2 separate regions of the Homo sapiens genome follow, and region 1 is linked to region 2. Evidence: read pairs that join two places in POLR2A ChIA-PET (ENCODE). Cell type or tissue: OCI-LY7. All regions are shown on one strand. Links, peaks and the distances in the headings refer to the core of each region. The heading gives the core; the rest is flanking DNA.

Region 1 (5,388 bases), core at 203-5,202, 220 kb before region 2:
AAACTGTCCACATCAAAAAACTAGAAGTAGAATAATTATATTTAAAGAACACTGAATTGTAAGGCATTCTATGGTACTTTTCTCAAGCCTAATATTTACATAGCAGAAGGATTTTTTAAAAAGCAAAAAAAACTGAATAAACAAAATAAGCACACAATTTTAGAAATATATTTAGCTAATCATATTCCCTGATGTTCTATATGCACTAAAAAATAATCCACTAAAATTTATAACAGCTATTTAATGATGCTTATTTGACAGACTGGAACTTGAAAAACAGCTCTTGATAGCAAAATTGAGAGTATATGAGAGTGCTAAAGCTGTAACTTTAGTACAAATCAAGATAAGTGTGGTATTCTAAAGAAACTATGTTAAAGATGGCTGATTACAAGAGGGTGAGAGGTAAAGACAGAAAACAGCAACTGAAATGTGCTTTGTCTCCTCAATCACTGTTCAACCTGATTTGTATGTGTTTTGGAATGGAGGAGGAGGAGAAGGAAGGTGAACAGTAAGAACAATCAAATCTGGTGGCTTACAGTTATCCAAAGAATATTTAGGTGCATAAGCATTAGTCGTCCCTCTTTTAAGGAATGGGAAAATACTCTTAGATGCGCTTCAGACCAGATACTGTGTTTCTCCTGGGCAGTGTGCAGTAGAGGGAGGCCCTTCCCTATCACAGCATCTTCAGTAACTTGACTTTGAGAGTAACACTCCACCTACCATGAAGACAAGCCTATCAACACTGTTGATCAGTGGAGCAACAAATGCCACTGCCAAGAGCCCATGGGCTCCTCTGTCTTCATTAATGCATTCCTCTCTATAGGATTCAAGGAGAACACACTTCATAGACAATTATACACTCGGTGCAAAATTGAAGAAGTCCTGTGGGGCCACAGAAACCAAGATGAGTAATGGCTTGGAAAGGGTCTCCTCCTCAACAAGCTATGCAGGATATAGGCAACATTATAATTATTCTATAACTTAGTATTTTCCACTTATAAATTTCCTTAGTACTCTGATCATGGTGACTATCTAAATGAAAACAAAAGGCCAGGTACGGTGGCTCACGCTTGTAATACCGCACTTTGGGAGGCCAAGGCAGGCAGATCACTTAAGGCCAGGAGTTTGAGACCAGCCTTGCCAACGTGGTGAAACCCCATCTCTACTAAAAATACAAAAATTAGCTTGGCACAGTGCTGCACACCTGTAATCCCAGCTACCTGGGAGGCTGAGGCACGAGAATCGCTTGAATCCAGGAGGCAAAGATTGCAGTGAGCGGAGATCGTGCCACTGAACTCCAGCGTAGGTGAGAGAGTGAGACTCTGTCTCAATAAATAAATAAATAAATAAATAAATAAATAAATAAATAACACAAAACACATACATACTCAAAGGAAGATAAGTAATTCAGGTTAATCTGAATGCAGCCCTACTGCCTAGTCTGTGCCTCCATAAGGAGGATGTGGCTATCACTTGGACTTCTATCACCAGTACAGATCCACCTTAATGTCCAATGGGCATTAAGTGAGGAACTCAATAAAGTACAAAGAAGTAACATGATGCATGTTAGCTATATTATTACTGTCATTTAATCCTGGTTCTCAATATAAACATACACTCACTAGCAAAATGGCAAAGAGAAGTGGGCATGAGAAAGGACTGGAAAGAAAAGCATCAATGGCATGTTGCTTATTTTACTAAATACAAACAATGGGATTCCTCTACTGATCCAGTATTTTTCCAGCAATGGACCTGGCTTCTATGTTGGACTAAAATAGCCTCTGAAGTCTAAATTTGTAAAATAATGTTTATAAAAACAACATAATAATAAAGTGATTATAGCTTCATCAGCCAAATATGATTTTTACATATAATATCAGCTGTATAGCATACTTTAGTAAAGTACTCCCCCTCCACCCCCTCCCCACCTGAGACTTAGCCACAGTGAAGTCAGGAATGCATTAGGCAGCCAAATGGAAACTACCCGGTGATAAGCGGCTGAGTGACAGCCAGGTCAGCTCTGCCACACCTTGGTGCTAGAGGATAAATTACATCTGACACTGATGTACTCCTTCAACAAGAAGACTTGCTTTAAGGTTCTGATTAGGAAAAATGAGTTAGTCTGCTAATTTCAGTGAATCAAAGTTGTCTATTATAAGACAGAGTTGTTTGTTTAGATATGTTTTATACTATATAAAAGTATAAACAACAATTTTTAAAATGTACAGTTTATACTTTACAGAGCTTAATTTCTGCTCCAAATTTTGTTATCCAGAGCCACTATTTGTGGTATATTATCATACTGTAACAAATTGCCTGTCTGACTTGAAAGTTGTGTGGCCCAAGAAAAGCTCTTACAGTAACCACTCTGTGTAACTGACTTCCACTGAACAACTTCCTGGATTAACCACTGCTCATAATTTCCCTGCAAACCATGCTGACAAATACCCAATGGCACTAGCAGTCTAGTGGGTGATCCCTAGGTGCCATACATACTTTCTGTTCCTGCCAGCTGGACCTCATGCTGACAAAGAGTGAGCTGTTTATACCAATTGACTTGCTATTTTAATTATGAAATTTAATCATGAAAGCTGATGAAATATGAGTACAAAAGATAAACGTTGTTCCTATTAAAAACTAAGGCTTTATACAAACTTAATAAAGGCAAGTCATTAAAAAGAAAGCTGTTGGATTAAATGTGGGCAGGACAGCTATGAAAAAATGAGAAAAAATTTATGAAATCTAAGATTTTGTACTCAGATTATGTTGTTAGTCTCTATGTTTTTATTCTTATGGTTTAGCCTATTAACACAATTAAGAATTTAAAAGAGTAGAATCATTGTCAAAGAAAAGCCCTTGGTCTCACAAGAGTTTGGCAAACATATTCTTATATGTGTTAATGATAATAAAACAGTTTGAATGTATACTTTTTAACAATTCCCTGCTTGAGTTGATATTTTCAATTCACTAGTTCCAATTATGCTGGGTAAAAGGGTATTTTCCATGCTTCAAGTTAGTAACTACTGGATTAGTGGGTATTAGATTTATGAGGTTATTATGAACAAACAGGATTAATCTGGAATCTAGGCATTCACATTTTTATTCCAGACTTTTGAAAGATAAAATACTTTAAGATTCTCCATCTCTTTAACCTAGCAGAGATCAGAGAACAGTGATTAAGAACATGACTCTGTTCAGACAGCCTGGCTCCAACATTTACTAGCTCCATGAGAGTCTTATCACTTAAGCTCCAGTTTTCTCAACTGGAAAATAAGGTTAACAATAGTACCTACCTTCCTGGGCATCAAGAGATTGAAATGAGAAAATGTGGCATAGCAAATGCCTAGTACAGTGCCTGGTACACAGTAAGTACCCAAAATGTTCATTATTATAATAATATTATTATACTGCCTAATAGGAAAAAAGTACCCATTATTACATAAATTAGATTATAACTAATATGTTTCAGTGTCAGTTTTGGGTGGAGGCCATTTTGCCTCCACCTATCGACAGCTCAGACACACCTGCAGAAAATTTGCACAGGTACAGTAAAGCAGGGGTTCTCAGCTAGGGGTTAGTTTACCTCTTAAGAGACATTTGGCAATGCCTGAAGACATTTTAGGCTGTCACAACTAGAGGGAGGAGGAAAACCTACTGGCATTAATAGTGTGGAAGCCAGGGATGCTGCTAAGCATCCTACATCCTACAATACACAGGACAGCCCCCTACTCCACGCTACCCCAACAAAGAATCATCGCACCCCCAAATGCCAAGTTGGCAAGAATGAGAAACCTTGTACCTTAAAGGACAGTGTAACAGAGATGTAATTTCTAAAATATAAACTTCAGAAAATTATTCTGAGAAGATAAATGTTTAAAAATGACATCAGGGTATGCAATACATATTGATTCCAAGACCCACGCTATAGATATGTAGGAATGAGACATGGATGTTTAGTCACGAGACAAGATTGTTTCCGTCAACAAGCCTTCTGGAATGGGACCTATCATGTAGTAATATTAAGATATGCTTTATTCTAAAGCAATTGTTATAAAGCTATGAGTACTATATTTGAAACTAAACTTCACTCATAATTTTAAATACCATTCAATAATTTTAAATAATTTTAAATACCATTCAAAACCCCAAAACAGTGGAAATCAAAACACTGTGAGAATAGCTTGCAGACAGGGAGCCTCTCGCCACAGGCCTCTTCACTTGGCTACAGAGATGACCAATCTAGCTAATGGAACACAGAGGTATGTCCTTCGTGGGTAAGCATCCTGTTTCCTCGTTTGTCTACCTGGATGACTTAAACTCATTCCTTAATTAACGCTGCTCAAAAAGCTTGTAAGGGTTCACTTATACTACTTACTTTTCGGTAAATCACAATGGTCTTTCTTAAAAGTATGAGATAAAACTGTGTATAATCTCAAATATATATGTGTGTATATATGTGTGTATATATGTGTGTGTGTGTACATATATATATATATATATATATATATATATATTTTTTTTTTTTTTTTTTTTTTTTACTCTCCCACTCAAAGAAAAGATTAGAAAGGAAGTGGCCCTTATGTCAAAGGTACTTCTCTCTTCAGTGCCTTTTCTACTCAAAGACCGAGATTTGATTCTTGGCACTGAGACTTATTGGCTCTGTGACTTTTGTCAAATAATGTAATTTGTTTTCACAATACTTCCTGTAAATGGACAGGAATATATTATAATTACCACCTACTGATGACAACATTGAAGCAGCAAAGAAATGATTCCTGTACTTACTGTGGAAGTGATAAAAAATGAAAGTAGCATTAAAACTGTTTTGCAATCCTTAAACAACAGCTATATTTCAAATATTTTCAACTTGGTATATTTATCCCTAAAGGTGACACAGCAAATCTACTGTACAACAAAGACTATAATTTCAATCGCTAAGTCAAAGGGGCTTTTTATTTGTAAAAGTACTATTTAACATACAAGACATTTATATATCTGAAAGGAGAAAGTAACTCAAAAAATGCAAAAAGAAATAAATTGAGCAAATGGTTATTTAGCTATTTTACCATCAAGAAAGATAAGACATGCAAATCTTATGTCACATTGTTAATAAATATCTTAATATACAGTACTTTTCTTCAGAAAGTACTGCAAAAGAAAATGTAAGAAATAAAGGATCTCTACTTACCCTTCTGGTAGAAAAATTTTCTATAATAGTATGCACCCAGATCTACGTGTTCCACGATGTATCTTTTCACTCTATCTAGGTGCAACACCAAGTTCTCCTTGGGCACTTCAAGTACTGCCACTCCTGCATTTGTGCAATGGGAACTAAGGGTAGACTCAAAGGAGGCACTTTCACATCCACTAAAGGAGCCAGAATTTGAT
Region 2 (5,388 bases), core at 113-5,112:
TCTTACATATTAGTAGCAGACAATTAGGAAATAAAAGTTTGCTTTAAATCCCACTCATGGGCAGATGGATATTGGTATATATTAATACTTATATATCTCTTTCCCACCAAAATGGGAAAATAAAGAAAGATGACCACACAGAATCTAGGAAATAGAAAGTCCACCAAAGGAAAAAGCCCAAGAGAATCCCCAAGATGGTGGTAAAAAGAAGTTCCAAAATGGCAGCTCCCCAGAGGCTAGAAAGCAAGCAGCTCAGAACCAACAGGACACAGAACCCCGAAAGAGACAGTGCCAAGAGAAAACCAGAACTGAAGAATTCTCTAATCTGCTTTACCCTTTGAGTTGTTATAGTTCTATAAGAATATTTAGAACAAAATTATTGTTTGATAAATAGAAAGCTAAGCAAATAAAATGGTCTGTCTCTATTGGAGAAACAGTTGGAGAAAGAAATTATGATCACTGAAAACTCTGTGGTCACTGTCATCAACATTCAAATGATAATACTGTAAATACTGAATGATGGCTTGACCAAAACTTAGGTAAAATTATCATTGAGAGGATGGGGAAAGGGAAATAGGAGGAGCCAAATCCTTACCTTGTATAGGAAGAAGTCAAAATATAATGTTTGCAATTGAAAACTACAGGCTATAGGAGTGAAAATATATTATTTAGATATATGGCAGTGAATGCGACTAGAAACAGCAAAAAAAAAAAAAAAACTTTCAAAACGGTTGCCTCAGAGAGAGAAGCAGGAAGCATACAGCATAGGAATTTTTCTTTCCAAGCCTTGTATTACTATTTACTTACAATTTAAACCAGGCATGACCACTTTACTAAAATTAAAAATTAAAAATAATATACTTTAGATTTCTGTGAAAACTTTGTTTAAATGTAAACTTCATACCACACTGTCAGTTTCTGTCTTAATAAAACTATAGATTTATAAAAAATAATAAATACTATAAATAAAAATCTATAGTGTGCAACCTTGAAGGCTCTATCAAGAAAATACTTTTAACTGAATACGATTTCTCCAAATAAGTTTACCGACAAAATTAGTTGGAATAAAACATATAAGAGTATATAAATAATTACAAAAAATTAACTCTTACTGATAAATTGAAGAATGAATCGTTCAATAAAAGCATTTAGTAAAATACTACAAAAACAGTCCTATATCAAATATCTCCGGTTTCCTGATAAATACTGCAAATGGCAGTTAAGTAAAAAAATTTTGTCAAAAATACTGACATCATTCTAAAGAATATACAATATGCCCATGGGATCTTCTAAACATGATCACAGGCATTCTATTTCAGTTCTTTGGCTGTCTGCAGTAACACGAAGTACTTTCAAATACTACACAAGAGCTCCAAAGACCACTTCCTTGCATTCATAGCAGAGCTGCCCTGAATGGACACTTTACCAGTCATTTCAAACAGAATGACTCTAAACTCCACTCCAGCCAGTGTGCAGAGGGTGAACTGAGTCTAAGGATTTTTTCTTAACTTTTTGTAGGGACATTTCATTATGTTACCCAGGCTGGTCTTGAACTCCTGGCCTCAAGCAATCCTCCTGCCTCAGCCTCCCAAAGTGCTAGAATTACAGGCATGAGCCACTGAGCCCAACCAGGGTTTCATTTTAAATAGCTTTCAAATCACAAAGGTATCAGGAAGGAAGAAGAGAGGAGAAAAAATATAAAATTTTGAAAAGTATATACATTTTTAAATACTGGTAACTTTTTTTTTTTTTTTTTGGAGACAGAGTCTCACTCTGTCACCCAAGGTGGAGTCCAGTGACGTGATCTCAGCTCACTGCAACCTCTGCCTCCCGGGTTCAAGCGATTTTCCTGCCTCAGCCTCCTGGGTTCAAGCAATTCTCCCACCTCAGCCTCCCGGGTAGCTGGGATTACAGGCGCCAGCCACCACACCCAGCTAATTTGCTTATATTTTTAGTAGAAGCGGGATTTCACCACGTTGGCCAGGCTAGTGTCAAACTCCTGACCTCAAGTGATCCGCCCACCTCGGCCTCCCAAAGTCCTAGGATTACAGGCGTGAGCTACCACACCCGTCCAATACTGGTAACTTTTTTTTTTTTTTTTTTGAGACGGAGTCTTGCTCTGTCGCACAGGTTGGAGTGCAGTGGCGTGATCTCGGCTCACTGCAACCTCCACCTCCCGGGTTCAAGTGATTCTCCTGCCTCAGCCTCCCGAGTAGCCGGGACTACAGGCACGTGCCACCATGCCTGGCTAATTTTTTGTATTTTTAGTAGACATGGGGTTTCACCGTGTTAGCCAGGATGGTCTCGATCTCCTGACCTCATGATCCGCCTGCATCGGCCTCCCAAAGTGCTGGGATTACAGGCATAAGCCACTGCACCCAGCCCAACACTGGTAACATTTCAACCCATTCCTTTAGATGTTTGTTAGGAGATTATCTGGAAATTCTAAAATACTATCCACAGTTCCATCCAATCAGAAACATTTCAATTAAATGAAAAATGTTAATATACCTAAGAAAACACTCAAGGGAACTCTACAGATGTAGGCTCCATCCTCTGGAGCAATTTCTCACTGAAGATTTATGTGACCCAGGTACTTATTCCTGTGTTTGTAAAGCATAATCTGTGATTATGCAACTGAATATTACAGACACCCCAGGCCATTCTGTGTTTAAAAGTAAGTGTTTATGGCTATAACTTGCCAAACAACCATAATACCACTTAACCTCGGTTCAACTACTGCTTGAATGGACTTGTTAGGATTACACTGAAATACAAACACAAAATGAATACTAGGCCAAGGAATGTGATGTCAATATACTGAAAGAGGAAGAAAAATTCCTTACATAATGCTCCTTAGTCACTAGGACAGAATGTACATGAATATTTAAATTCTACGTACTGAAAACGTAAATGTAGAACACAGACAGAAATAGCGAATTGTAAATTTTGGAAAAAGAAGTAAATTCCTCTAAGAGGAATGTCATCTCAAAAAACAGCTCCTTGTAGATGGCAATAAAGTATAATGTTGTTTCTGAGTCTATTCAAGTAAATTAATCTGGATACGGGAGAAAAAAAGAAATTGAGAATTTTGTTTAAATGTATTGTTCAGAGCAGAATGCCCAAGGTTTTATTTGAATCTATGCATACTGATAGCAACTAAAAGTCATTACCACCCAATTGCTTCCTGGAAGCTGACTAATTCTGAGTGCACAAGTCTACACAGGAAGGTGAGCCAGCATACTCATTCTCTTCTGTCAGGCAATCACCCAGTATATACTGACCAAAAACATGTCCTTTAAAAAATTAAAACCATGAACGAGACAGTATCATAATATCTGAACTGTGGTTTCTCATATTTTCTAACCTCTTAATAAAATAAAGGGTTCAGCAAATAAGTCTGAGTTCATCAGATTTGTTTCAACCATTCAGCAATCATGTTAAACTTGAGATGCATTAAGGAGATCAAGTAAGGGTTAAGAGGCTGACACCATCACCTGACCTCTAGACTATGCCACTTAGAACTGTTTTATTTTACCACTCAAGTGAAATGTGACACAAGAGTATACAAAGAATACATGTGAAACCATACCTTTGCTTAAACTCCAATTATAGTGAACATTATTGAGAAACAACCATCCATAGCTCCATAAAACACTCAATTATGCCTATAATAAAATAATAATAGATATTTTAATATGCTTTGAAGACTCTGGCCAGGCACGGTGTTGCAGGTCTGTAATCCCAGCACTTTGGGAGGCAGAGGCAGGTGGATCACTTGAGCTCAGGAGCTGAAGACCAGCCTGGACAACAGGGTGAAACCCTGTCCCAACCAAAACAAAACAAAACAAAACAAAAATTAGCCAGGCATGGTGATACATGCCTGTAGTCCCAGCTACTTGGGAGGCTGAGGTGGGAGGATCACTTGAGCCAGGGAGGTCGAGGATGCAGTGAGCTGAGATCACACCACTGCACTCCAGCCTAGGTGACAAAGCAAGACTATGTCTCTAAAAAAATAAAAATAAAAATAAACTTTGAGGCTGCCTTCTGTTACTTTCATCAGTAGAGACAGACCATTTTAATCTTTCATCTTTCATGAATAAACAATCCATTACAGAAATATTGTCCTTATCATTACTCAAGGTAAGGCAACCATTACTACAATTCCACTTCGAAATTCATTTTGATTACCACTGCCCAATGTTCTAACAAGTATTTCTTATTCACACTAATAATACTCAGGATAATGGCTGATTAAATATAAAGTGAACTACTTAGTCTAATAGTATGTCACCAATGAGAAAACAGCATTATTTATCAAGGTCATCCTGTTATTTAATAAATAGAATTAAAGATCAACTTCCCCCATTTAGTGGCCTTTTTCACTCCAAAATACCACTCTTATTATTAAATTCATTTAGTATTTGCCTTTATATTATAGTATTAATGTATATCACTTTTATTATAAGTACTTTCTATAGAATAGATACTGCAGAGCCTGGACTATTTCTGCTTATGTTAAATTATTACTATTTAAAAACAAGATATACAAATATAAATAACATAGAAACTAAACTGTGATGTCACAGACACAAGGTACCATTTATGATTTGGCAAAATCCTGGGCGACTGTTGAGCATCACAGTTGGAATCAAGACCTTTGAATCCTAGATTCATAACTGACCTTGGGCACGCAAGTTGGCCTCTCTGACTCTCCATTTCTAAACGCTTCAACTTCACCTGAGTAACACCCACATGAAGAAATGAGATAATGTATGCTCTTAGTACATATATGTATAATAAGCTCTTAGTAGCCACCAAAAATAAGTACTGCCCCTTACTGTTGTGTTGGTGTTACTACTGAAGGGCAATTATACAGCAGTCACACTAAAGGAGTTACACTTAAGCAATGCACACACCTGTCTTTAAAAGTCTATCCCAATAGTGAAACAAGAATACCACAAAAATAAGAGCCAAAGACAAAAACCACATGATTATCTCAATAGATGCAGAAAAAGCCTTTGACAAAATTCAACAACCCTTCATGCTAAAAACTCTCAATAAATCAGGTATTGATGGGACGTATTTCAAAATAATAAGAGCTATCTATGACAAACCCACAGCCAATATAATACTGAATGGGCAAAAACTGGAAGCATTCCCTTTGAAAACTGGCACAAGACAGGGATGCCCTCTCTCACCACTCCTATTCAACATAGTGTTGGAAGTTCTGGCCAGGGCAATTAGGCAGGAGAAGGAAATAAAGGGTATTCAATTAGGAAAAGAGGAAGTCAAATTGTCCCTGTTTGCAGACGACATGATTGTTTATCTAGAAAACCCCATCGTCTCAGCCCAAAATCTCCTTAAGCTGATAAGCAACTTCAGCAA

What was found. ChIA-PET counts read pairs that join two places held together with the same protein. Peaks named below come from ENCODE experiments on the same cell type or tissue, not always from the same donor. Only the 100,000 strongest peaks of a DNase experiment are listed, where the experiment ranks them.
Region 1: POLR2A ChIA-PET joins it to region 2 with 6 read pairs; 4 of 35 experiments call an interaction of 5 or more read pairs at or near these places.

What each region holds. Positions count from the first base shown.
Region 1 is chr14:71,589,171-71,594,558 of GRCh38, reverse strand. SIPA1L1 (signal induced proliferation associated 1 like 1) reads right to left here. Exons shown (of 24, transcript NM_001386936.1): 5 at 5,189-5,388. Among named protein-coding and RNA genes, the nearest start is that of SNORD56B, 190 kb to the right of the region's middle. In OCI-LY7, for the core only: no CTCF peak of the experiment used is centred there; a DNase peak (open chromatin) is centred at 2,428; H3K4me3 peaks cover 370 bases; H3K27ac peaks cover 1,083 bases.
Region 2 is chr14:71,370,026-71,375,413 of GRCh38, reverse strand. All of the region lies in intron 2 of SIPA1L1 (signal induced proliferation associated 1 like 1), which reads right to left. Among named protein-coding and RNA genes, the nearest start is that of SNORD56B, 26 kb to the left of the region's middle. In OCI-LY7, for the core only: no CTCF peak of the experiment used is centred there; no DNase peak of the experiment used is centred there.